Regions from separate parts of the Homo sapiens genome. Here region 2 is linked to region 1. Evidence: read pairs that join two places in POLR2A ChIA-PET (ENCODE). Cell type or tissue: PC-9. All regions are shown on one strand. Links, peaks and the distances in the headings refer to the core of each region. The heading gives the core; the rest is flanking DNA.

Region 1 (11,106 bases), core at 1,654-9,653:
TTAGTGTACACCAGGTTCTCAGTGCTCTTCAGAACCCTGAAATAATCCTGTGGAGCAGATGTGTTATAGACCCGTATTTCAAATGAGGGGATTTTGGCTCAGGGTGGTTACGGGACTTGCCTGAGGTTAACTGAGGTAACAAGCAGCAGAGCCAGGATTTGAACCTAGGCCATCGGGGTCACAGGCACACACTAAGCCCCTTCCTCTGCTGCCTCTGAGAAGTTAAACTGGGTGCAGCATGGCTGTGCTCTTTTCACCAAGGGACCCTGGGGTGGGGCAGTATGGCCTCTAGACCGTCCTCAGTTTCTCAATGGCAAGGTGGGGGTGGGCGACATCACCCCCCAGCCTCCAGCGTTCACCCCCGACCCTGCTCACCTCCTCCCCGCAGATGAAGTTCTCGCTGGAGAAGCTGCACCAAGGCATCACAGTCTCAGACCCTCCCTTTGACACCCAGCCCCGGCCCGATGACAGCTTTTCCTGAGGACCCCGGCCACGCAGCTGTTCCCCCACATGGACAGATGGACACACAGAGCCTCGGCGGCCACTGCTGGCACGGTGTGAGCGCCAGGCATCTCCCACCCGCCCCTCCCGACGGCCCAACCAGGGGCTGTGCAGACGTGGGGACCACGGAACCGAGATGCACTTTAGACCAGGGAGCTGGCCCGGCCTCTGGCAGGCCCCCCACTAACTTATTTTGCCCGGCTGAGGTTGTGGGGGGCGCCTCCTGGGGTGCACGATTCCCTCAGCTCTGGGTTTAATGTATTATATTTATTTGGGGCCGACAGTGCCCCAATAAAGGGTCAGAAGTGGCTGTGGCTGTGCCTGTGGGGCCCTGGGAGTGGGTGGGAGCCTCCTGTTGCACTCAGATCCTGCCATGGTGGGGAGGGGACCTCTGTCTGTGTTCTGGGGCCATAGTCACTGAAACGATCTGGAATTCCCGCAGCATCTTACACAAGCTTTACATCATCTGAGGTCAACGCAGGAACTCCGGGGACAGACCGTGGTAGCTGGAGTTCAAATCCTGCTTCCTAGCAGTGGTGTAAATGCAGCAGGTCAGCCCCCTGGAGCTCCAGTGAGCTTTCCTGTGCAATGGGTAGAATGGCAGTAGCTGTCTCTCAGGGTTGTTAGAAGGCAGTGGTTCTCAAACTTGAGCTGCATTCGAATCTCCTGGAGAGCTTGATGAAAAACAGACTGTGGGCCCCTCCCTCCAAATTTCTGGTTCAGTAGGTCTGGGGCAGGGCTGGGATTCTGCCTTTATAACGAGTTCCCAGGAGTTGCTCATGGTGCCATCCCAGACGACACTTTGGTTTTTTGTTTGTTTGTTTTAAGTTAGGGTCTCTGTCGCCCAGGCTGGAGTGCAGTGGCACAAACATGGCTCACAGCAGCTTCGACCTCCTGTGCTCAAGCCATCCTCCCACCTCAGCCTTCTGAGTAGCTTGGACTACAGGTGTAAGCCACCACGCCCGGCTAATTTTTTATTTCTTTTTGGAGATGGGATCTCACTGTGTTGCCCAGGCCAGTCTTGAACTCCTGGCCTCAAGCGATCCTCCCGCCTCAGCTTCCCAAAGTGTTGAGATTTCAGGCGTGAGCCACCACGCCCAGCCCCAGACCACACTTTGAGAACCACTATTATAGGTTCAAGGAGTTCATAAATGTGGCTACTTATAACAGGGCCCGGCACAGATGGAATGGAGTAAGTATTCAATAAATGTTACACTTATTGCATAAAAATAGAGGGAAAAAAGTAACTCGCGTAGTGAGTACCAAGTACGTACGTACCCAGCTCTGTGCCAAGATCTGATGTTCATTTTATTCTCACAGTGATTCCATGAGGTGGAGACAAAGATGTACACGCCCGAGGCTACCCAGCAGGGAGGCAGACTCCAGGCCTGACCCCTGGGGTCTCCACATTTACATGCAAGGTCCTAACCCCCTCAGGACCCCACCACAGCCCATTCAGGCTGACGTTGGTTGGATTCCTGTTTTACAGATGAGGAAATGAGCTTGGAGGCAAAGTCCCTGGTCCAGAAAGAACCCAGGTCCACCTCACGCAAACCTTGTCCTGGTTCCAGAGGGAGTATGTGGGGTAGAGACACCTTTGGCATGTCACACCCCCGGCTATAAGAATCATCCTAACTGATGGCTTGGAGCAGGGGACTGGAGGAGGGTTTGGAGAGTGGATCAGGAGTGGCATAGGAGGCAGAGCCAGCCTCTCCTATCCTCTAGTTGTGTGATCATGGCAAGGTACCCATGCTGAGCCTCAGTCTTCTATATCTGTAATATGGGTGTAATAATAATACCACCTATAGGAAAAATTAAATGAGCTAATGTTAGTAAAGTGCTTAGAATGCTTAGAACAGCACCAAGCCCATACATAGTAGGTGCTCACTGAACATAGCTTATAGGGCCGTGAGGTGCCTCCTGTCCAGTGCTGAGGCCTGTCCTCACTGTGCCTTCACCTACCATCCCCCACCAGTGGAAGGGCCCGGAACAGCAAGAGGGTTATTCTCTGCAGGGGAATTTCACAGCTCAGAAGGTGCTGGCGTAAAAGTCTAGACCACAGAGGTGTCGGATGTCCCTGGCTCCCTGCCCCTCTGCCATGGTCCTGCCCCACACCCTGGCTCCTCTTGCCTGGCAGGGCTGGGCCAGGGGGATTCTGAGACCTTACCCCACCCGGAATTGGAGGCTAGGATCTGGGTAGTGACCCTTCAGCCGAGAGTCTCACTCCCACCCTGGTCCTGACAGCCCAGAACTCCCATCTCCATTCTCTCAATTTGGCAGAACCTACTGGTAGGACAGGCCACTCACCACTGCTGGGGCAGGATTCCACATCCATCCTAGGCCAGCTACATGACTCTGGGCAGGGGCACGGCCCTCTCCCAGCCTCAGTTTCTTCATCTGTAAAATGGGGATAATAGAACTTGCTGAAGGTTTGGGGCAGTAGAAGTGGGTTCTGCAAATCCCAAGGACTTAGTGAACATTGGCATTCATTTATTTGTTTGACAAATATTGATTGAGTACCTACAATGTGCCAGGAACAGTTCAAGGTGCAAGAGACACAAGACAATATCCTCACCTGGGAGATTTTTTTTTTTTTTTTTTTTTTTTTTTTTTACATGGAGTCTCACTCTGTCACCAGGCTGGAGTGCAGTGGTGTGATCTCGGCTCATTGCCACCTCTGCCTCCCGGGTTCAAGCGATTCTCCTGCCTCAGCCTCCTGAGTAGCTGGGACTACAGGCATGTGCCCCCACGCCCAGCTAATTTTTGTATTTTTAGTAGAGATGGGGTTTCACCATGTTGGCCAGGATGGTCTCGATCTCTTGACCTCGTGATCCGCCCACCTCGGCCTCCCAGAATGCTGGAATTACAAGCGTGAGCCACTGCGCCCGGCCTTTTTTTTTGAGACGGAGTTTCGCTCTTGTTGCCCAGGCTGGAGTGCAGTGATGCGATCTTGGCTCACTGCAACCTCTGCCTCCCGGGTTCAAGCGATTCTTCCTCAGCCTCCCAAGTAACTGGGATTACAGGTGCCCACCACCACTCCCAGCTAATTTTTTTTGTATTGTTAGTAGAGACGGGGTTTCACCATGCTCGTCAGGCTGGTCTCGAACTCCTGTCCTCAGGTGATCTGCCCCCCTTGGCCTCCCAAAGTGCTGGGATAGCGGGGGGCGGCTCACATCTGTAATCCCAGCATGGTCAACATGGTGAAACCCTGTCTCTACTAAAAAATAAAAAAATTAGCCAGGCATGATGGTGCACACCTGTACTCCCAGCTACTTGGGAGGTTGCGGCAGGATAATCGCTTGAACCCGGGAGGCGGAGGTTGCAGTGAGACGAGATCAGCCACTGCACTCCAGCCTGGGCAACAGAGCCAGACCCTATCTCAAAAAAAAAAAAAAAAAAAAAAAAAAAAAAAGAACATAATGTCAGGTAGTGAGGCTGCTGTGGAAAACACTCAACAAGAGGTAAAGAGTAAAGGAGGTCAGGTTAGGAGCGGGGAAGGCAGTTTACCCTGAAGGGACACAGAAGACCTGACGAAGGTGACATTGGAGCCATGGAGGCCCACGGAGAGGGGCGGGGCAGGGGGGGAGAGCCGGGGCAGAGGGGAGAGCTGGGGCCAAGGCCCTGAGGCAGGAACGGGTTCCCTGTGTTGGGAACAGCAGGAGGGCCTGAACAGCCAGAGTGGAGTGGGAGGAAAGAGGGGTAGAAGGTGACATCAGGGACATAAATGGGTGCAGGGGATCACGAAGGGGTCCTCCTCCTGAAACAGCACCTCCAGATTCCCGGGGCTGCTTCTCTCCAGGGTGCCCCGCCTGCTTGGGTGAGGTCCGGATTGTAGCTGTAGTCCTAGCCTGACGGCCCCCCACCCTCCTCTAATGCCTACTTGGGGTCCCTGCACATTGACCCCCAGGCCTGGATATCAGGGCTCAGGGGAGATAACTTGGAGGTTCGCCCTCTGGAACTCCTGAGGATGACCTCCATCATTTGAAGTCGGAAACCCGGCCCCCAAACTGCGCTCTAAGTCCTCCTGTGACTCTGGGGGTGACCTTTCCAGACTCCCTGGGAAGGTGGGGGGGGGGGGGTGGTCCTCAGAGCCCCAGCGGGGTCGGAGACACACAGACCACCCTCCCCGTTCCCAGAAGTCGCGGTCCCTGCGCCACCCGGAGAGGCCGGTGCAGCGGGCGCCTCCCGGGCCGCTGCGGCAAAGGCTGGGCGGCCGCGCCTTCCCCCCGCGGTGATTCATCCCGCCCCCTCCCTCTCCTCCCTCGTCCCTCCCTAGGCCGCCGCCGCCGCCGCCGCCGCCGCCGCTGCAGTGCGCAGGAGACCGCGGTCCGCGCCCGAGCGCGCCCGAGCCGGAGCGGGACCGGGGTCGGTGCACCTAGCGGATGTGCCCGGCTGCGCGCGCCAGCGCAGCAGCCCGAGCAGCGGCCGCCGCCCGCGCGGCGGGGATGCCCGGACGCCGGGCCCCGGGGCTGGGCCCCCGGCGGTAACCGGAGCGGGGGGGCCGCGCCCCCCCTCCTCCCCCCTCGCCGGTCCCAGAGCCGCAGCTGCTGCGCCCGCGCGCTCCCGGGGACATTCTAACCGCCGCCAGGTCCCGCCGCCTCTCGCCCCGCTATTAATACCGGCGGCCCGGGAGGGGGGCGCAGCACGCGCCGCGCAGCCATGGGGAGGCTGCTGGCCTTAGTGGTCGGCGCGGCACTGGGTGAGTGCGCGGGGGGCGCGCGCGGCCGGGGGGCACCGCGGGGGCACTGGCGGGGCGGCGGGAGTGGCGCTCGGGACACGGGGCAGCCGCGCGAGGGCCACCCCCGGCCCATCCCCGGGCCCCGCCAAGTCAGCTTCAGAAGTTGTGCGCGCGGGAGCCGGGCTTGGGGAGGGCAGTGGAGGTGAGGGTGGGCTCCAGCGGGTGGGGGCCGGGCTGGCACAGCCTGGCGGCTGCAGGCGCCCAGCCGGGGGCGAGGAAACGCGGAGTCAGCTGCTCCCGGAGCCCCGCAGGCTGCAATGTGACACCCACAGCCGCGGGAGGGGGGTGGGGGGAAGGCGGCGCCCGGAGACTGGGACGGGAAAGACGGAGGGACAGGGAGAGATGAAGACGGGAGGAAGGGGGCGAGAGACAGAGAAGGACTCGGAGCGCACCGGAGTGGTCCGCTGGGATGCTGGGGACATGGGGGTCAAGGGGGAGACGGAGACAGAGAGAGGGGTATTGGAGAGAGAGAGAGAGAGAGAGAGTTAAGAGACTGAGCGCGATGGAGAAAGGGAAACTTGAGAAAGGCAGAAGGAGATGGAGAGAAGAGAGAGGGAGATGCGGGTGCCCGTGAACACCGGGAGAGAATCTTGCATGGAGTTTGAAAAGGGATAGACGTAGAAAGGTGGAAAGAGATTAGGAGAGGTCTCCTTCTGAGCCCAGAGAGTGGACAAAAAGTGGAGGGACCTTCAGAGAGACCCCTGAGAGGGACAAAGATAGGAGGGACTGAGACAGAGGCCCTCAGGGAGTCTGAAAGGGACCGCAGGGGAGGCGGATGGATGAGAAGTCCTGAGGATCAGGAAACAAGGACAGCACAGGGCTGCAGCAGAAGAGACACAGCGTTAGCTACAGAGTGCTGGGAGGCAGAAAGGAGGTGCCAGGTAAGAGTGTGAAGGAATTCTAAGACTGGAATTCAGTGGGCTGCAAAAGCCCTGGGGCAGGAGAGAGCTCAGGAAAGCTTTGAGTAGTGGATGGGGTTGGGGTGGGAAGAGCTCTAGAGGCGAGGAGCCTGGGGAAGAGGGGATGATGGAGGCAGGAGAGGCCGGGGAGGGGATGGCTCACACAGGGGCTTGTGGGCTGTGGAGAGGGGCTGAGTGTGGGTCAGCCCCGGTTTCAGTGCCCACCTCCCCACAATCCCCCACCCCCAGACCTTTTCTCCCAACCCATTTCTCCTGGAGCTAGCTGGTTTTACAATTTAATGGTGAAAATGACTGCCACCTTAAACTTCTAACTTAGCTGGAATTCTCATTCTACCACCTAGATGCTTGGGTTCCTCCAGCAAGGGACTTTCTGAGGAAGGGGCACTCGGGTAGCATAAAGTCTGAGTTACCGGCAACGTTGACAGTCCCACTTATGGGGCCTCCCATGTACAAGGCCCTACCTAATGTATGAAAATGGGCCCAGCCATTGCTGGAAGCAAAGGACCATTTCTTTCAACAAGAGAGAGGGAAACTGAGACTCAGGGATGAATGACTTGCTGAGGTCACGCAGTGAGTGACAGGGCTCAGCCTAGCATCCAGTCCTGTCTGCTGGTAATCATTGAGGGGGGAACAGATGGTTTGTGAGGGGTCTGGCATTGCTTAGGGCAATGGGTGCCTCTGCCTGACCTGAGCCTGCTGTCCCCACAGTGTCCTCAGCCTGCGGGGGCTGCGTGGAGGTGGACTCGGAGACCGAGGCCGTGTATGGGATGACCTTCAAAATTCTTTGCATCTCCTGCAAGCGCCGCAGCGAGACCAACGCTGAGACCTTCACCGAGTGGACCTTCCGCCAGAAGGGCACTGAGGAGTTTGTCAAGGTGTGCGGGTGCCGGGAACGGGCATGGGAGGGCAGGGGTCCACGAGTGGGAGGCGGTGGGGCTGGATCTCAGGGAGGGGGCTTATTTGTTTAATAATATGCTGTGATTGCTGACCTGGATTCAGATTCTGGCTCCACCAGTGGCCAGCTGGTGACCTTGGCCAAGTCAGTGAGCCTCTCTGAAAGTCAGTTTCCTCCTCGGTAAAGACGGGGTGGCGGTGGTCTCTAGCCCATAGGTTTGTGTGAGGACTGAATGCATTGACGCACCTGGCACACGGTTGGCATGAAATAAATGTCAGTGGACTTATTTGGCACCAGCAAACAATGTCTCTGATAGTCATTACGGAGGGAAGACAGAACTGTTTTTTTTAACCTCCTTTAAACTATGTGTGTATTTTGCATTATATATCGGTGAGGGAACCATAAAATTCTGTGACGTGCTGGAGAGTTGGGGTCTCCAGCTGCTGGAATCAGGCTGCCCTGTCTCTGCTGGAGGAGTGTGTCTGGTGGCTGGGAAAGAACGGCAGAGAATGATAGCCTAGAGGCCAGATGGGGCTTGGGAGGATGACTGAGGAACGTGTGTGTGCTCGTGTGCATCTTGGCTAGAGGCAAAAGCGGGGTCTGGTTGACTCCAGGCGTGATCCTAGCCCCCCACCCCTGTGCCCTCCCTGCCTGAGGTCAAGGTGTCTGAGCCCATCTGTGTGCCATCTGTGTTTGTGGGTGTCAGGGCAGGGGACAGAATCAGGGTCAGGTAAGGGAAGAGAGGCCCAGGCAGTGACACCTTCCCCTCCCTGGCTACCCCTAGATCCTGCGCTATGAGAATGAGGTGTTGCAGCTGGAGGAGGATGAGCGCTTCGAGGGCCGCGTGGTGTGGAATGGCAGCCGGGGCACCAAAGACCTGCAGGATCTGTCTATCTTCATCACCAATGTCACCTACAACCACTCGGGCGACTACGAGTGCCACGTCTACCGCCTGCTCTTCTTCGAAAACTACGAGCACAACACCAGCGTCGTCAAGAAGATCCACATTGAGGTAGTGGACAAAGGTGAGTCGGGTGCTGCCTGCCCCTTTACCGTCACCCACCGGAGAGCCAGATGGAGGGACAGATGGCAGGCAGTGGACAGGACAGGCTGGCTCTGTGCCTGGCCAGCCAACCGCCCACAGCAGCGGGCTGAGGGGGAGGGGAGCAGCCCCTCCTGCCCACTCCAGCTCTGGCCTCTGTTTCTCTCCAGCCCACGGAGAGGTCAAAGCATGCCTGTCCCCCACAGACGCTCCGGGTACAGAACCCAGCTCTGTCACCTGTGCTGTATGACCTCTGGCAGGTGCCTTCTGTCTCTGAGCCAAAGGGTTGTCCTGGGCTTGCCCGGGATAATAATCCGATGTGTTTCTCGGGGTGTGGTTTGAGCCATTCTTCCATCATGGGGTTCATGAGGATTGAGCAGCTGCAGGCACACGCCTGGCTTCCAGCAGAGCCTTGCAGGTGGTGGCGAGGGTGGCGGTTCTTACTGTTCGAGTAGCTCAGCCCTGCTGCCCTCTGTGGTGATGAGGCAAGAGAGCGTGCCACCTAGAGCAGAGTTCCGCACACCCCTCTGCACTCCTGCCCCGGGGGAGCCGCGCTGGCCTGCAGTCTCACTCAACACCTCTGGGGCGGGCCTAGGGGTCCTTTCTAAAGCTCTCAGGTGAGGCAGTGAAGGGCCACAGGTGCGGGGCCCACCCTCTGAGCAGCAAGGGCCTACAGCGCTTTTGAACGTCTCATCATTTTGCCTCAGCCACCCTGGACCCCTTTTCTGAGGGAGGTCCGCCCCTTCTCTGATCCATCTTCTGCTCAGCATCAATTGCAATTGTCCAGCGCCCTGTGGCCACTGGCTTAGAGTTGGGGAAACAGCCCAGGCCTTGAAGCAGCTACAAGCCGTGGCAGAAAGGTCTCTCAGGGCCACGGCACACACATCCTCATGGGCAACACGCACTGCCCATCTTTTCTGTGAGATGGGTGCCGGCCTCAGTGCCTTACACGGAGTCCCTTAGTGAATCCTCTCCCCACCCTCTGGGGTAGGGGCTCTTCCTATCCCCATTTTACGGATGAGAAAACCAAGGCTCAGGGAGGGAAGGTTATGTGGCCAAGGTCATGTGATTGGGAGCTGGACTTGAATCCAGAGGAGCTTGGGTGACTGTGTTTCTGTTCTTGGCATGATTCACTGTACTCTGTGATCAGCCAGAGCCTGTGGGTTTCTTTTTATAATTAGCATTTTTACGTTTATTGTCAAATTGGTGTAGCAGAATGCAATTCAGCAGGCATGTCTGAGCCACTCTGGTGTTTGTCACGATGCTGGGGGGTGGGGGTCACCCGCAGACATGGATGATGGAGCCCCGCCTGCGGAGTTGCTGTGACAAAGATGCCTGCGGTACTGGGACTTTACAAAACCTGTGTTATTGCTCTTGCAAATCTGCAGAGGTGAGATGGGGAGAGGGTGGGAGGCTCCAGGGCACTGTTCAGCCACCCAGGTTCTTTCCATCTTGTTGTTTGGCAGTTGGCCAGGGTGTTGTGTCCTCTGTACGCCGTGACCCAATAGAGCCTCTTTTTTTTTTTTTTTAAATTTAGATTTTTATTTTTTGAGACGGAGTTTTGCTATTATTGCCCAGGCTGGAGTGCAATGGCGTGATCTCGGCCCACTGCAACCTCTGCCTCCCAGGTTCAAGTGATTCTCCTGCTTCAGCCTCCCGAGTAGCTGGGATTACAGGCATGTGCCACCAAGCCCAGCTAATTTTTGTATTTTTAGTAGATATGGAGTTTCCCCACATTGGCCAGGCTGGTCTCGAACTCCTGACCTTAGGTAATGATCCACCTGCCTTGGCCTCCCAAGGTGCTGGGATTACAGGTGTGAGCCACTGCGCCTGGCCTGAGCCTCTCTTTTTTAGGATTGCCCACTGTATGACACTACATCCCACAGCCTGTGCTATTACCAGCATTTACCATCATATGCAGTTCCTTATGTTGGCCCTGCAGAGTTTGTGTTTTCTGCACTATCCACCCAGTTCTAGTGTTTTTTACCCACCATATGTAGTATTGCCTTTTAAACATTACCCACTATATTATAGTATTTTATATTACCCACTATAGGATATTTTATATTACACAATATATTTTACTATCATAATATTGCCAAACACAACAGTTTTTTGTTTTTTGTTAAAGAGACCAAGTCTTGCTCTGTTGCCCAGGCTGGGATACTGTGGCGTGATCATAGCCCACTGCAGCCTCGAACTCCCGAAATCCAGCGATCCTTCTGCTTGAGCCTCCCACGTAGCTGGGACTACAGGTGTGAGCCACTACGCCCGGCAATTTTTTTTTTTTTTGTAGAGACTGGATCTTGCTATGTTGCCCAGGATGGTCTTGAACTCCTGGCCTCAAATAATCTTCCCTCCTTAGCCGCCGTAAGTGCCGAGATTACAGGAGAGAGCCTCCGCGCCTGGCCTACAGTATTTTTATTATAATCCATCATACTAGCGTATTTTTAACGTTCCCCACCATGGCGGGTATTTTTATTACCCACCATGCTATGCTATAGTATTTCAAAAATTAATCCTATTGTAGCATGTAAAAATATTCCATTCTATACCATACTATATTCATCATTACCTCTGATACTACAGTATTTTTAACATGACTCATTGTGCTATTGTATTTTTTCATTACCCACAATACCACAATATTACTGTATTTGTTAGCACTGCCTGCCATTCCTTATTATTATTATTTTTGCAATGGAGTCTCGCTCTGTCACCCAGGCAGGCTGGAGTGCAGCAGTACAATGTCGGCTCACTGCACCTCCCGGGCTCAAGCGATTCTTCTGCCTCAGCCTCCCAAGTAGGTGGGATTACAGGTGCACGCCACCATGCCCAACTAATTTTTGTACTTGTAGTACAGACGGGGTTTTACCATGTTGGCCAGGCTGGTCTCGAACTCCTGACCTCAGGTGATCCACCCACCTCAGCCTCCCAAAGTGCTGTGATTACAGGCGTAAGTTACCATGCCCAGCCTATTATTATTATTATTATTATTATTATTATTATT
Region 2 (11,106 bases), core at 1,611-9,610, 290 kb after region 1:
CCCTGTCTCTACTAAAAATACAAAAAATTAGCCAGGCGTGTTGGCAGGTGCCTGTAATCCCAGCTACTTGGGAGGCTGAGGCAGGAGAATTGCTGGAACCCAGGAAGTGGAGGCTGCAGTGAGCAAAGATCGAGCCATTGCAATCCAGCCTGGGTCTCAAAGAAAAAGAAGAAGAAGAAGCAGCTTCCTGGAGAAACTGAATTTGTAGGCAAATTTCAAGTTCAGCAATGATTAACACTGGCAGAAGCTCCAGAGTGGGACCTGGTGACCGCAGGGCTCGCTGGGCCTGCGGTCCTTGAGAAAGGAGGTTCTCGCAGGGATTTATTTGGGACTGAACTCAGGAGCTCTGAGGGTGCAAACGCTCTGTCCTCTGCATTGGGAAAAGGCAGGGAGCAGGACCCTGCTAATGGGCGGTTTCCCCTCTTAGAGCGAGAGGCGCCTGGGATCTGAGAGGAGGCTGCTGGGCCTTCGGGGTGAGCCCCCAGAGCTGGACCTGAGCTATTCTCACTCGGACCTGGGGAAACGGCCCACCAAGGACAGCTACACGCTGACGGAGGAGCTAGCTGAGTATGCTGAAATCCGGGTCAAGTGAAGGAGCTGGGGGCAGCCTGCGTGGCTGACCCCCCTCAGGACCCTCGCTGGCCCCCACTGGCTGTGGGCTCCCTTCCTCCCAAAAGTATCGGGGGCTGGGGCAGGAGGGGAGTGAGGCAGGTGACAGTGAGGTCCTGGGGGCCTGACCTCCCCCTCCTTCCCAGCTGCCCCTCCCTGCCAGCACCCCCACGCCCTCATTACGGCTCCTCTCTAACCTCCTTTACCCTCATCTGTCTGGAGGGGAGCTCTGTCTGTCCGTGTTATTTATTGCTACTTCCTGCCTGGTCTCCTGCCCCCACACCTGGCCCTGGGGCCTGTACAAAAGGGACATGAAATAAATGCCCCAAAGCCAAATGCCAGTCTAGATCCTGATGCTTTCTGACCCGCCTTTGGGCAGCCTGCCATCCCACCGTCTACAGAACGATGACAGAATTTCTCCTTGCCCTCGGCTGAGCCTGGTATGCAGGCAAGGGCCCAGGGATTTTAGCCTTGAACCCAGGGCCAGTGGCCACTAAGTTGCTCCCACTCTGAGCTGGTAGCTGCGAGCTGGGTCTGGTTTGACTTATGGATGATTTCACATAAAAATCCTCATGCTGGTTTTTGCCGCAGTCAGATCAGCTGACAGCACCAGGCTTGCACTTGTACGTGGACATGACTTGCTGAAAGGGAGGGTCCTGTGCACTGGCCGCAGTCCCCACCACTCCCTATTGTCCCACACCTGGCCGGCTTCCTGCACTGAGATTACCTCCTGGTCCCTGCAGCTTGGAGTGCGAGCCACAGATCTAGGTCTCACCAGCCCGTGTTGGTTTCACCACCATCTCTCACATTCATGCTGCAATTTGCAGCGTCAGCCTTTATACATCACTACATTCAGTTCCAGAAACATTAATTAAGCACCAGCTGTATACTGAGCCCTTTCTAGAGGCTCAGGCTGTCCTGAGAAGGGTCTCCTAGGACAGCTCTGTGACGATGAGAACACTGAGACTTAGAGAAGTTAGGTGATTTTCCCAGGGTCCCAGAGCTCGGAAACGGTGTGTCCAGGCCATGGGGTTGATGCTTCTGATTCAAATGCACTCTTTCTTTTCTTTTCCCTTCCTCCCTCTCTCTCTCTCTCTCTCTTTTTTTTGATGGAGTCTGTCTCTGTCACCCAGGCTGGAGTGCAGTGGTGCAATCTCAGCTCACTGCAACCTCCGCCTCCTGGGTTCAAGTGATTCTCCTGCCTCAGCCTCCCAAGTAGCTGAGATCACAGGCACTCGCCACCACGCCCGGCTAATTTTTGTATCAAATGCACTTTTTCTATAATACCTGTCAGGAAGTTAAAAAGGGCCAGAGTGTCTGGTATAAATGGGATTGATAACTAACAGTTGTTGAACGCTTTCTATGATTCTACCCAGTTTGCATTAATTAATCTCCATTAACCTCATTTACCTTCCCTAATAACTATGACAATGGTTCTCAAAGTGTGGTCCCTAGGCAGCAGCATCAGCAGCACCCAGGAACTTGCTAAAAAGGCAAATTTTCAGCCCCCACCCTAGACTTCAGGAATCAAAAACCCTGAGGTGGGGCCCAGGAATCTGTGTTTTGAGAAGTCCTTGGTGGATTCTGATGCACGTGCACGTTTGAGAACAAGCAGCTGAAGCATGGAGAAGTTACATCAGTTCTGTGGTCCCCAATTGTTAGCAGTGGAGCCCAGATTTGAGCCCCGACCACTGGCTTCGGAGGCCACACTCTGACGCTGTGCTACACGGCCATCTTGGTGAGAACCAACAGCTGCTCACAGAGCCCGGGTGCTGGAGGAGCAGTAAGGTTAAGCTGTGGGCTGCGGGCAGTGAGGGCAGGGTTTCCTAGACGGCAGCTCTCCCTGATTTTTTTTTGTTTTTTGTTTTTTTTGTTTATTTTTTGAGATGGAGTCTCACTCTGTCATCCAGTCTGGAATGCAGTGGCACGATCTTGGCTCACTGCAACCTCTGCTTCCCAGGTTCAAGCACTTCTTCTGCCTCAGCCTCCCAAGTAGCTGGGACTACAGGCGTGTGCCACCACACCCAGCTAATTTTTGTATTTTTAGTAGAGACGGGGTTTCACCATTGTTGGCCAGGCTGGTCTCGAACTCCTGACCTCAGGTGATGCGCCCAACCCACCCTCCCAAAGTGCTGGGATTACAGGCATGAGCCCCTGTGCCTGGTCTCTCCCTGCATTTTGAAGAAGGCAGAGGACACAGCACAGAGACCAAAATAAAGGCCTAGAGGCAGGAATAAACAAACCAGGTCGGGAGGGGAGGTGACATGGGGCTGCTTGGCTGGGATGGGAAGTCCACATGCAGGAGGAAAGGAGACGTGTGGGGGGCCGGGCTGTGGGAAGGGAAACCCTCTGTGGGGCCTGTCCAAGCTGGGAGGGTGCATGCCCTTTCTTCACGGAGCTCACAGTCTTGCAGGGACAAGGACATGAAAGAATCTCATGCACAATATCAAACTGCAACTGTGACACCGGCTTCCAAGGAGAAGCTCAGAGTTTTTACAGCAGGGGTCCCCAGTGCTATACTGCACACCCAGATACTGGTCTGTGGCCTGTTAGGGACTGGGCTGCACAGCAGGAGGCGAGCAGCCAGCGAGCAAGCATGACCACCTGAGTCCTGCCTCCTGTCAGATCAGCAGCGGCTTTAGATTCTCATAGCAGCACGATTCTTATCGTGAACTGTGCACGCAAAGGATCTAGGTTGCACACTCACAGATGGTGCCTGATGAACTGTCACTGTCTCCCATCACCCCCGGATGGGAACGTCTAGTTGCAGGGAAACAAGCTCAGGGCTCCCACTGATTCTACATGATGGTGAGTTGTATACTTACTTCATTATATATCACAATGTAATAATAATAGAAATAAAGTGCACAATAAATGTAATGTGCTTGAATCATCCCCAGCTCCCTCCCCACTCTCAGGCCCATGGAAAAATTGTCTTCCATGAAACCAATCCCTGGTGCCAAAAAGGTTGGGGACCGCTGTGTGACTTAAGGTCACAGGGGGCAGGGGAGGCTTCCCTATGGAAGGAAACTCACACATGTGTGAAGGCCCCAAGTGGGAACATGTTTAGCAAAATTCCAGGAGCTGAAGCAAGGCCAGAGAGGCATCGGATGGGGCTGGGGATACACAGGGGCCTCTCAGCAGCCGGGAGGGAAGCCTCTTCCAGATCCCCTGCATACATGCTCACCAGCCCTGCCCTGACACACCTGTCCCCTGACGACAGACTCTGGCTCCAGCAGGTCTGGCCTGGGAGGACTTCACCCAGAGGAGCAAAACATTGTCAATAACCAGGGATCGGGGAGTAACTCACGCTGCCCAAAGTGCAGCTTGAGGGCCCTGGGAGCCACTGTGACGCTACTGTGTATGCTTCATTTAGTATGCACCGGAACAACAGGAAACCAGAATGCCGCACCAGCTTCGGATGAGGCTAAGTCAAAATAAATAAATAAGAAAGAAATCAATCAACTGAACTGATTTTAAAAATGTATTAAATAAACATGTTGCAGGTGGCTCCTGAAGGTTGTAGGCAAACCTCTAAAGTTTGGGAAACAATGAGGGAATTTGACACAAAGACCATCCTTAGGAGGGACCGGCACTCAGCCATGGCGAACGTGTAGGACCGAGCCAGGTGCGGTGGCTCATGCCTGTAATCCCAGCACTTTGGGAGGCTGAGGCTGGTGGATGGCTTCAGCCCAGGAGTTTGAGACCAGCCTCAGCAACATAGCGAGACCCTGTCTCTACAAAAAATACAAAAATTAGGCAGGTATGGTGGCATGCGCCTGTAGTCCTACCTACTCGGGAGGCTGAGGTGGGAGGGATAGTTTGAGCCCAGGAAATGGAGTTTGCAGTGAGCCGAGATTGAACCATTGCACTCCAGCCTCAGCAACAGAGTGAGACCCTGTCTCAAAAAACGAACAAACAAACCAGTAGGACCTGAACTCAAGTTCACTCTCTCAGACTTTCCCCACCCAGCTCCTGGACCCCACCAGAATTCAACACATGCTCACTGAGCACCTCTGTGTGCCAGGCCTATGCTGGGCCCCAGGGTCACAGCAGTGCCCAAAAAGAATCACTCTGTGACCTCCCAGAGCTGACATTCTGCAGAAGAGACAGACAACGATCAGAAAGACAAGCAAACACATGACCGCACATCTGACAGTGAAGGAACTGCAGAGGGGTGCAAGGTCAGGCTGTGCTGGGTCAGGCTGCCATTTCAGAAAGAGAAGTCATTTGACTTGAGACCAGAAGGAAGTAAGGGAGGGAGCTCTGTGGGTTCCTGGGGAATGTGGGTCCAGGGAAGGCCAAAATCGAGTGCAAAGGCCCCTGGCGAGAATGTACTTGTTACCTTCATGGAACAAGAAGGAAAGAAGCATGCTTGAGTGGAGTGATGGAGCCAGAGTGGTTGCCCAAGGAAGCTCGATTACACAGGGCCTTGTAGGCCACAGGCAGGACTGGGGCTTGTTTGTTTGTTTCTTTGTTTGTTTGTTTTGAGGCAGAGTATCGCTCTGTTGCCCAAGGAAGCTCGATTACACAGGGCCTTGTAGGCCACAGGCAGGACTGGGGCTTGTTTGTTTGTTTCTTTGTTTGTTTGTTTTGAGGCAGAGTCTCACTCTGTTGCCCATGCTGGAGTGCAGTGGCACAATCTCAGCTCACTGCAGCCTCTGCCTCCCGGGTTCAAGCAATTTTCCTGCCTCAGCCTCCTGAGTAGCTGGGATTACAAGCATGTACCACCACGCCTGTCTAATTTTTATATTTTTAGTAGAGACGGGGTTTCACCATGTTGACCAGGTTGCTCTTAAACTTCTGACCTCAGGTGATCCACCCGCCTCAGCCTCCCAAAGTGCTGGGAATACAGGCGTGAGCCATCCCGCCCAGCAATGGAATTTAATCCTAGGTTTTTTTTTTTTTTTTTTTTTTGAGATGGAGTCTCGCTCTGTCACCAAGGCTAGAGTGCAGTGGCATGATCTCGGCTCATTACAACCTCCGCCTCCCGAGTTCAGGTGATTCTCCTGCCTCAGCCTCCCAAGTAGCTGGGATTACAGGCACGCACCACCATGCCCAACTAATTTTTAATAGACACGGAGTTTCACCATGTTGGCCGGGCTGGTCTCGAACTGCTGACCTCAAGTTATCTGCCTGCCTCTGCCTGCCAAAGTGCTGGGATTACAAGTGTGAACCACTGTGCCCAGCCAGGACTTGGGCTTTCAAAGAGCGCGTTGAGAAGCCGCTGGAGAAGTGAGTTCGGAGGGGTGTGATGGCAGGCTTGAGGCTTCAGAGGCCCACTGGCAGCTGCGTGGACAGTGAGCACAGGCTATCAGTGGAGGCAGGGACAGGGCTTGGGAGGCCCTGGCCATTGTCCAAGAGAGAGGAAGTGGAGATGGGGAGAGGGGTGGGGTCAGGACCCATTTTGGAGGAGGAAGTGGTGAGACTCACTTGAAGAGTCAAAGGTGACTCCAGCAGCTTCCTTAAGAGGTTGAAGAAAGCAGGAGGGGCAGGTTCAGTGGAGAACGCAAGAGTGATCTACTCCGGCCGAGTTCAGGCCCAGGGAGGCCCTCAGGGACAGGGAAGGCAGATGGCACCCCCTCCCTGGGAAATGCCAAGCCGAGGAAGAGTCAGAACACATGACACAGTGACTCAGAGAGATGGGGGCAGACGCTGAGATGAGGGTTGGCCAGGCAGGAAGGAAGGTGAGAAGGTCTCATGGCCTCACGTGCCAGTAGGGCTGGGCCACCACGTGTGGGAGGGAGGACACCCAGGCACCAGGCCATGGTCATGACACGGGTCTCTTTGTCCCTCCCGGTCTGCCAACCTCCTGAGTCACTCCTGACGGAGATGACTGATCCATCCCTGGCCCGCCTCCCACCCTGTCCCTGGGACAGTGCCTGGGGCAGGCAGCTCCATTATCCTCCTTGATGAAAGAGCTCCCAGCCAGCACTGGCCACTCCAGAGCCTCCTCCCCAGGTGGGTGATCATGCAGGGCTGGGCTCTTGCGACTGGCCGGGGGTAGAGATGCACCGCACTGCTGAGAAGTGCTTTCTAGGAGTTCAAGACCAGCCTGGGCAACACAGCAGACATTGTATGTAGAAAAAAAAATGTTTAAAAATAAGCTGGGCACAGTAGTGCATGCCTGTCATCCCAGCTACTCAAGAGGCTGAAGCAGGAGGACCACTTGAGCCCAGGAGTTTGAATCTGCAGTGAGCTATGAGTGCACCACTGCATGCCAGCCTGGGCAACAGAGTAAGACTCAGTCACTAAAAAAGAAAAAAAAAAAGATCGAATGTGGTGCTCATGCCTGTAATCCCAGCACTTTGGGAGGCCAAGGCGGGCAGATCATCTAAGGTCAGGAGTTTAAGACCAGCCTGGCCAGCATGGCAAAACCCCATCTCTACTAAAAATACAAAAATTAGCCAGGCGTGGTGGTACGCGCCTGTAGTCCCAGCTACTCAGAAGGCTAAGGCAGGAGAATTGCTTGAACCTGGGAGGCGGAGGCTGCAGTGAGCTGAGATCGCACCATTGCACTCCAGCCTGGACAACAGAGTGAGACTTGGTCTCAGAAAAAAAAAAAAAAAAAAAAAAAAGAAAGAAAAGAAAAAGGGGGAGAAAAAAAGGAGAAGTAGGCGAGCCTCTTTCTTTCCCCACTCTTCTCGCTCTCAACTCCAGGCTGCTCCTTAAACAGGAGGTGACAACCTCAACCTCGCAAATTAAAAAAAAAAATCTTTTAATTTTGAAATAATTATCACAGGAAGTTGCAAAGATAGAACAGAGAAGTCTGGCAGCAGCTGAGCCAAAGGCCCCTTCCCACCCTAGAGCTCGATCTGCCTGGGGAGCGGGAAGGAAATGACAGTTTAGTCCCAAAGGGCCTCTCTGTGAAGCTCAGGCTAGGGCTGAGTAGCCAGAGGTGGGTGAATTAATGTCTGCAGGGAGTGCTGGGTCAGCAGCGTAAGTGACAATGTCTGGAATAATGACAGCTCACTTTTACAGAGAGCCCGTTCCATAGCAGCCACCATGCAAAGTGCTGTAGGGGCTGGGGACCTGTCACAGCATAGCCCTGAAGTCATAACAGCAATCTTATTATCACCCTGGGAGGGAAACTGAGGTGATGTCACAACAAACACGTGGCAGACCTGGGACTGGAACCCGGGTCTTTTTACCACATGCTTGTCATGGGATGTGCGAGTTGCTGAGTGTGTCCTGTGTGTGCTGTCACCAGCCCGGTGAGGAAGGCACTATCATTGTTCCCGTCTTACCATCCTGGGCAGAGGTTGGGGGGTGAGGGGGACATAGCCAGGCAGGGAGTAGCCACCCAGGGCTCACAGGGACTCTGTTAGTTGCCTGCTTTCACTGCTTCCCTGGTAAAGGGGTGACAGTCAAGTCACCAAAAAAGGAGACCAACGACCTGTTTGAAGGAACAGGGAGGAAGAGTGAAAGCGCCGAGGCTGCGTTCTCAGGAGTCCTGCTCCTCCTCCCTTGCCTTCTCCACGCAGCCCTTGGCCTCCAGAAATCAAGACACGTCCACAAGCCCAATCTCCTCCTGTTAGAAGACTATGAGCCACACCTGGTGCTGTGGCCTGCAGAAACCTCAGCTACTCCTTCTAGGTGAGGAGCAGGAATTCAAGCCCCAAAGGGTACCCTCCCTGAGACCTTTGGGACCTGGCCACCTGGCTTGGAGTCCCCCATTGAGATTCCTGGGATTAAAAAAATAAAAATATACGGCCAGGTGCGGTGACTGGCTCCTGTAATCCCAGCATCTTGGAAGGCTGAGGAAGTGGATTGCTTGAGGACAGGAGTTGGAGACCAGAATGGGAAATGTGAGACCCCGACTCAATAAAAAATAAAAAATAAATTAACGGGGTATGGTGGCTGGTACCTGTAGTTCTAGTTACTCAGGTGGCTGAGGATTACTTGAGCCCACCTCAAGTTCAAGGCTGCAGTGAGCTATGATCACACCACTTCACTCCTTCCTGGGTGACAGAGCGAGACTGTCTTAAATTTTTTTTTTTTTAATAAGTATAGATTCACAGAAGTTGCAAAGATAGAATAGAGAAGTCTGGTGTACTCTTCACCCAGCATCCCCTGATGGTTACTTCTTAAGTCATTCAGGACAATATCAAAACCAGGAATTTGACATTGGTATAATGTGTGTGTACAGTTCTATGTCATTTTATCACATCTGGATGTATATAACAACAACTGCAGTCCAGATACAGAATTATTCTGTTACTACAAAGACCTCCCTTGTGCTACTCCCTTCATAGTCAGACACTTTCCCCTACCATCCCTAACCCCTGGCAACTTTTCATCTTCTCCACCTCTATCATTTTGTCATTTCAAGAATGTTATGCCTGGGCGTGGTGGCTCACACCTGTCATCCCAGCACTTTGGGAGGCTAAGGCAGGTGGATCACTTGAGGTCAGGAATTTGAGACCAGCCTGACCAACATGGTGAAACCCCATCTCTACTAAAATACAAAAATTAGCCAGGCATGGTGTTAGGCACCTTAATCCCAGCTACTCGGGAGGCTTAGGTAGAAGAATCACTTAAATCCTAGAGGCAGAGGTTGCAGTGAGCCGAGATCGAGCCACTGCACTCCAACCTGGGGGACAAGGGCAAAACTCCGTCTCAAAAAACAAACAAACAAAAAGAATGTTGTAACACATGTGATCCTTGGAGACTGGCTTTTTTCACTCTCTGTACCACTCTTCAGAATCGTCCAAGTTGTTGCCTGTATCCTCTTCATATCTCACTCCTTTTTATTGCTGCATAGTACTCCATGGCATGGATGTACCGTAATCTGTTAAGCCACTCACCTAGTGAAGGACGTATTGGTTGTTTCCAGTTTTTGGTTTTGCTTTTTTTTTTCTTGAGATGGAATCTTGCTCTTGTTGCCCAGGCTGGAGTGCAATGGCGTGATCTCGGCTTACCGCAACCTCTGCCTCCCAGGTTCAAGCAATTCTCCTGCCTCAGCCTCCCGAGTAGCTTGTGTTAGAAATGCTTGATTTTTGGTGCTGTAAAGAAATAGCACTTTAATGTAAATTTAATTTCTTCAGCAAGGCTAGTTTTACTTTCTGCAGAAAGGGTATACTCGCTAGCAGTTTTGCTACAAAAGTACACTGAACAAAGGAGACAGGGTCATTTATAACTTGATGCATCTACTTTATTGCTGTGTCTGGTTTCTATTGGCTGAAACGGGACCTCACATTCTGTATTTGTCTGGATTGGCTAGCAACTTAGAACTTTTTAAAAGAGGCAAAGGCAGAGGAGAACAAAGGAAGGAGAAAGTAACGTGGAATACTGAGAAAAGTAAAAACATTTCTAAATAAGGAAGAGGAACAGGCTTTGACTTAATGCTTTCTTGGACTAGTATAAGCATGCTAGGGCAAATCTTTAGGCTAAATTGTAGGATCTAAGAACATAAAGTACATTGATTTTTTTATTATGGCTAGTAGATATTTAAGAATGTTAGCACAGGTCTTTGAATAAATTTTGCTTCTAAGAGAAGTTACTATTTATTCTTAATTAGATGGGGAGGACAGTCTCTTTGAAAAGGAACTTCTACTTTACTATTTACACTGGGATTACCAGCATGTACCGCCACGACCAGCTCATTTTGTATTTTTAATAGAGACAGGATTTCACAATGTTGGCCAGGCTGGTCTCGAACTCCTGACCTCAGGTGATTGCCCTCCTTGGCCTCGCAAAATGCTGAGATTACTCCTGACCTCAGGTGATCGCCCACCTCGGCCTCCCAAAGTGCTGGGATTACAGGCGTGAGCCACCGTGCCTGGCCTGTTTCCAGTTTTTGGCTATTACAAACAAAGCTGCTGTGAATAATTGTGTGCAGGTTTTTATGTGGACATACGTTTTCATTTCTTAGGGATAAAATGCCCAGGAGTGCAATTGCTGGGTCATCTGGTAGGTATATTTTGTTTAGTTTTTCAGGAAACCGGCAAACTGTTTTCCAGAGTAGCTGGACCACTTTGCATCCCCACCAGTCGTGTGTGAATGTTTCAAGTTCACAGCATCCTCACCAGTGTTTGGTGTTGTCATTATTGGTTATTTAATTTTAGCTGTTCTAAAGCGGTATCTTGTCATGGGTTTCAATTTGCATTTCACTAATGGCTGGTGATGTGAGACATCTTTTCATGTGCTTATTTGCCTTCTATATACCTTCTTCAGGGAAAGGTGTCATCATGTCTTTTGCCTATTTTCTAACTGGACTGTTTTTTATTTATTTATTTATTTATTTATTTATTTATTTATTTATTTAGAGACAGAGTCTCACTCTGTCGCCCAGGCTGGAGTGCAGTGGTGGGATCTCAGCTCACTGCAACCTCCGCCTCCTGGGCTCAGGTGACTCTCCTGCCTCAGCTTCCTGAGCAGCTGGGATTATAGGCGCACACCACCATGCCTGCTAATTTTTGTATTTTTAGTAGAGATGGGGTTTTGCCATGTTGGCCAGGCTGGTCTTGAACTCCTGACCTCAGGTGATCCACTTTG

Evidence for each region. Peaks named below come from ENCODE experiments on the same cell type or tissue, not always from the same donor. Only the 100,000 strongest peaks of a DNase experiment are listed, where the experiment ranks them.
Region 2: POLR2A ChIA-PET joins it to region 1 with 10 read pairs; 4 of 35 experiments call an interaction of 5 or more read pairs at or near these places.

The regions. Positions count from the first base shown.
Region 1 is chr19:35,025,661-35,036,766 of GRCh38, forward strand. SCN1B (sodium voltage-gated channel beta subunit 1) reads left to right here and starts at 4,810. Exons shown (of 6, transcript NM_001037.5): 1 at 4,810-5,200; 2 at 6,868-7,034; 3 at 7,839-8,079. The coding sequence starts at 5,161. GRAMD1A (GRAM domain containing 1A) reads left to right here. Exons shown (of 20, transcript NM_020895.5): 20 at 389-809. The coding sequence ends at 481. RefSeq lists silencers at 4,780-4,939, 5,279-5,387. In PC-9, for the core only: no CTCF peak of the experiment used is centred there; a DNase peak (open chromatin) is centred at 4,762; H3K4me3 peaks cover 1,572 bases; H3K27me3 peaks cover 2,122 bases.
Region 2 is chr19:35,312,863-35,323,968 of GRCh38, forward strand. MAG (myelin associated glycoprotein) reads left to right here. Exons shown (of 11, transcript NM_002361.4): 11 at 428-945. The coding sequence ends at 592. Among named protein-coding and RNA genes, the nearest start is that of CD22, 11 kb to the right of the region's middle. RefSeq lists an enhancer at 6,183-6,362 and a silencer at 10,587-10,646. In PC-9, for the core only: no CTCF peak of the experiment used is centred there; DNase peaks (open chromatin) are centred at 4,969, 5,449 and 6,299; H3K4me3 peaks cover 527 bases; H3K27ac peaks cover 4,767 bases.